Linked DNA regions of Homo sapiens: region 2 is linked to region 1. Evidence: read pairs that join two places in POLR2A ChIA-PET (ENCODE). Cell type or tissue: PC-9. All regions are shown on one strand.

The links. ChIA-PET counts read pairs that join two places held together with the same protein. Peaks named below come from ENCODE experiments on the same cell type or tissue, not always from the same donor. Only the 100,000 strongest peaks of a DNase experiment are listed, where the experiment ranks them.
Region 2: POLR2A ChIA-PET joins it to region 1 with 5 read pairs; 2 of 35 experiments call an interaction of 5 or more read pairs at or near these places.

What each region holds. Positions count from the first base shown.
Region 1 is chr20:38,616,202-38,618,701 of GRCh38, forward strand. The region is part of intron 1 of ARHGAP40 (Rho GTPase activating protein 40); the gene reads left to right. Among named protein-coding and RNA genes, the nearest start is that of ARHGAP40, 16 kb to the left of the region's middle. In PC-9, no CTCF peak of the experiment used is centred here; DNase peaks (open chromatin) are centred at 1,030 and 1,480; H3K27ac peaks cover 1,902 bases.
Region 2 is chr20:38,529,732-38,532,231 of GRCh38, forward strand. RALGAPB (Ral GTPase activating protein non-catalytic subunit beta) reads left to right here. Exons shown (of 30, transcript NM_020336.4): 14 at 1,436-1,500. Among named protein-coding and RNA genes, the nearest start is that of MIR548O2, 14 kb to the left of the region's middle. In PC-9, no CTCF peak of the experiment used is centred here; no DNase peak of the experiment used is centred here.

The sequences.
Region 1 (2,500 bases):
ACCCCAAGCTTCTCACCTTCCCCCAGATTCCCTGCTCAGCAAAGTAAAGCTTGGCACTGCCCAACAGCGGCTGTTGCTCTTCCAGCCTTCCCCACTGGGGACAATCTCAATTCATTGCTCCACAACATATCATTACCCAACAACAATTATGGGACAAGAGATACGTTCAAAAGAGTCCAGGAACTCTGTGGCTCAGGTGATAGGGATAAGAGCTCAGCTGATCAGAGGCAGAGCTGGGGCTACATCTGGGCTGGTGGTATTCCCTCACCAACCACAGGCTGCATCCAGCCAGTGAAAGAAAAGAAAACATTCACAATTGAGGAAAGACCGTTGTACAAGCGGCTTATTACACAGTGGTTGAGAACATGGACTACAGAGCCAGACTTCCTGGGGCCAAATGCAGTTCTGCCATTTACTAGTCAGGTAACCTTGCAGAAGTCACTTTATCGCTGTGCCTCTGTTTGACCATCTGTGAAATGGGATGATAAGAAGTTGTGAAGAGTAAATGAATTAATCCATGCTAAGCAGTGTTTCTCAGCCAGAATGATGGTGTTCCCCAGGGAACATTTGGCAAGGTCTGGAGACCTTGTCATTGTTAAAACTGAGAGGGATGCTTTGGCGTCTAGTGGGTAGAGGGCAGGGATGCTGCTAACTTACTACAGTGCACAGGACAGCCCTCCTTCACAGCAAAGAATCATCCTCCTGACATGCTGTTAGTACTGAGCTTGAGGAACTTTATTTATTTATTTATTTATTTATTTTGAGACGGAGTCTCACGCTGTTGCCCAGGCTGGAGTGCAGTGGCACAGTCTCGGCTCACTGCAACCTCCACTTCCTAGATTCGGTGGAACTGAAGGCTGCCCCCAAAGCCCTATTCACCACTTTTGGGGGAAGCCCTTGGCTGGGTTGCTGAAGCCAGGCCACGCTCCCTGCCCCAGCAGGTCCAGGCTGAGCTGACCTGGTTTGGCTGCTGGAGAGGAGGCTCAGCCACACCTCCACCGACTCATCCCGATGGCCCGCATTCTTGCTCCCTCGGTCATGCTGGCTTTCGGCTTCCCTGAACAGGCTCTCGGCTTCGCTGAGCAGGCTCTTGCTTCTGTGGCTCTCAGCTTTACATGGGTTTCTGCAGCCCTGCCCTTGGGAAAGGCCTTTGCTCCACTGTCATATTATTCTCACTGCCTGCTATGACCTCACGGGCAAGGGTCTCGCTAAGATCACCTTGCAAAGCCCCCTTCTCTACCCCTGTCTTCCCATTTTATGGACTTGGAAGCTGAGGTCCATCGAGAAAAAGGGACGTGCCCACAGCTGCACAGAACATGAGCAGGGGAGCTTGGATGGGAGCCGAGGACTTCTAGGACCTGCCTCATCTTTCAGGCCACCTAGGGGGAAAGTTCATGTGTGTGGAGAGAAGGGCTTTGCATTCAGGAAGGCTCTAAGCCTCTGTGAGGGCTCCGGCCCTCTGACTCACTGCAGGAATATATTTCTTCATGCTCTGTGCTTGTAAGCCCCTGCCCACTCTGCAGGACAGGAACTAGAGGCCACTCACTGGCTGGGCAGTCTTGGGTGAGCCACTTGCTGTGTCTGAATCTCAGATAGGAAGAGTCCAGAAGCAACATATATTGATCAAACTAACATTGACTGAGGACTTCCTATTCTAAGCACCTTAGGTGTATTAGCTTCCTAGTAACTGGCCATAGTAAGGGCTCGATAAACATTTGCTGAATGAGTGAATTGGCTCTTACACTACACTGCCCCAGGTAGTCTCTGTTAGCTTCATATTAAAATGAGGAAGCTAAGGTCCAGCCAGGTTTGGGGACTCCCCAAGGTGACGTTGCTAATAAACAACAAATCTAGGATTCAAATTCAGACCCAGTTGACACTAGAGCCAAATTTCTTGACTTTTTTTTTTTTTTTCTGAGACGGAGTCTCACATTGTCACCTGGGCTGGAGTGCAGTGGTGCGATCTTGGTTCACTGTAATCTCTGCCTCCCAGGTTCAAGTGATTCTCCTGCCTCAGCCTCCTGAGTAGCTGGGATTCCAGGCGCCCGCCACCACGCCCATTAATTTTTTGTATTTTTTACAAAATACAAAAGAGACGGGGTTCACCATGTTGGCCAGGCTGTTCTTGAACTCCTGACCTTGTGATTCACCCACCTCAGCCTCCCAAAGTGCTGGGATTACAGGTGTGAGCCACCGCACCCAGCCCAAAGTTCTTGACTTCTAAATTTACAAATCTGTTTATCTATTGCTTAGTGGCACATAACAACCATCATTTTATTCCGCTTAGCGATTCGATGGGTAAGGAATTGGGACAGAGCGGGCAAGAATACCTGCTCTCTGCTCCATGATGTCTGGGGTATCACCTGGGAAGACTGAATGGCTGCGGGTGACTTCATGCTGGGGACTGGAGCCATCTGTCTGGAAGTTTCTCCACTCATGTGTCTGACACCTACACTCAAATGATTCAAGGGTGAGGTTCGGCTAGGGCTGTTGACTGGGG
Region 2 (2,500 bases), 86 kb before region 1:
ACTCGGAGGCCGAGGCAGAGAATTGCTTGAACCCGGGAGGTGGAGGTTGCAGTGAGCCAAGATCACGCTACTGGACTCCAGCCTGGGTGACGGAGTGAGGCTCCATCTCAAAAAAAAGAAAATCATAAGGAAGAGAAAATACATTTACAGTACTGTATTTATTGATACCATAAATTGTCTGTTTATAAGATAAATCGTCTCAACTGTTGGGCAGTTGTAGCTGTAGACCCCAATCTACAGTACATATCAAGCAACTCAGCTTTTTCTTGTAATGTCATGACTTTTCTCTGCTTCTTGGGAGCACTTCCAGCATCACTAGTGGCACTTCCTATGGGTCCCATGGCGTTAGTCAAGGTTCATGGTGTTGCAGTAAACATGATGAAAACATGTGAGAACCATGGTATGCAATTTACTGCAGTGTTCAGTCTGTTAGAGAGATGAACTACTCACATGGAGATGGTTAGCATCACATTGTATTTTAAGCAGCATACTCATTAACACTTGAGCTCACCCCAGTAACAACAGGAGGAGGCTACAAAATGATTACAGTAGTGCAGTATGTACTACAGCTAATTTTATACAGTTATTTAATACTACATCTTTGTTTACATTTCTCTGGACTGCAAATGGCATCATGTATGGTCTGTAAGTGTTTGTGTACGTAAGTTTTTTGATAAATTTTAGCTTTTTATTTTTTATTTATTTTTAGAGACAGGGTCTTGCTTTGTTGCCCACTCTGGTCTCAAACTCCTAGGACTTCAAGCAATCCTGCTGACTCGGCCTCCCAAAGTGCTAGAATTACAGGCATGAGCTAGTATGCCCGGCCAATTTTAACTTTTTATACTTTTTTAAATATTTCTTTTCTTTCTCTTTTTTTTTTTTTGAGATGAAGTCTCGCTCTGTTGTCCAGGCTGGAGAGCAGTGGTGCAATTTCGGCTCACTGCAACCTCCACCTCCCAGGTTCAAGCAATTCCCCTGCCTCAGCCTCCTGAGTAGCTGAGATTACAGGCGCACACCACCATACCCGGCTAATTTTTGTATTTTTAGTAGAGATGGGGTTTCACCATGTTGACCAGGCTAGTCTCGAACTCTTGACCTCCCGCCCCACTTCGGCCACCCAAAGTGCTGGGATTATAGGCATGAACCACTGTGCCTGGCCATTTTTTTTTTTTTTTAATATTTCTAGGCTATGCAGTTTGGGAGTTTTTTCAAATTGTCACAGATCTCCAAAAAACTTTCTAACATGTTTATTGAAAAAAACCTGCATATGTACAGTTCAAGCTCTTGTTTAAGAGCCAACTATAATTTCATGGGTATTTCAGGAATGCTCAACCAAAATTATATTCTTATCTGTACTATTAATCATATAAAATGTCTTACGCATTTTAGTGTTCTTGTGTATTTTATATAAAATACTGTTTTATTGTTGTTGTAGGGGCAATGTTAAATATTGTTCAAGATTCAGCACTTTTGGAAGCCATTGGTTGCCAGATGGAGATGGTAAGAAGCATACATGCAATCTGTCAGAGAATATCACTTTTGAATTTCATGTAAATTATATTCCAGAATGTCCATCTTTGTGAATTTTAAAGGCCTTTGGTTTGTAAATCCTGCTCATTGGCTCAGAAGTTTTCTTTTTAAAAATAATGTATATTTTGAGGTTTGCTTTTCAGTGCCTCTTCAGCTGTACATCAGGTTCCCGAGATATTCTGTATGAGAGAAACTACAGCTAAATCCAGTCTTTATTCCTGAACAGTGTCTGCTTAAAACTGTTACTTGTTTTGCTGTGGTGGCAAACTTGGTTGAATAACCTAGGAAAAGCCCTAGCCAGCAAGCAACTAGTTTAACTTTTTCTTACCCATCAATTCTTTCTAACCCCTCTAGACCTAAGTTTGCAGGTCCCTCAAAGCACCAATGCTTCCAAATCAAAAATGCTTCTCAGAGACTTCCAGTGCTCTCTGCTTTGTCTTCAAGATATATCATCCCTATACTTGGAGTATAGGCAAGACAATGGAGGGGTTAATAGGGTATACTGGGGTAAGTTGGGTAGATGTAGTAAGCTGAGTAGATGTAAGATGGGTGATCAAATTATTATTACGGAAATTACATTCGTGTCTCAGTAGATGGTGAATAATAATTTACTGATCTGAATATAATGAACTGTGTTTATATGGGGAAAAATGAGGGAAGTCTAACAGATAGGTTTATTAGCCCCTATACATACGGGAGTTAAAACTAACCCTAGTATTGTTTGTGTTTTCTGATATAACTGTATTTGAAAGTTGCCGTTTGTTTATTCATGCCTTTTTGTTTTTTGTTTTGTTTTGTTTTGCTTTGGTTTTGAGACAGAGTCTCGCTCTGACTCCCAGGCTTGAGTGCAGTGGCGCAATCTCTGCTCGCTGCAAACTCCGCCTCCCAGGTTCCTGCCATTCTTCTGCCTCAGCCTCCCGAGTAGCTGGGACTACAGGCGCCTGCCACTGCGCCCGGCTAATTTTTTTGT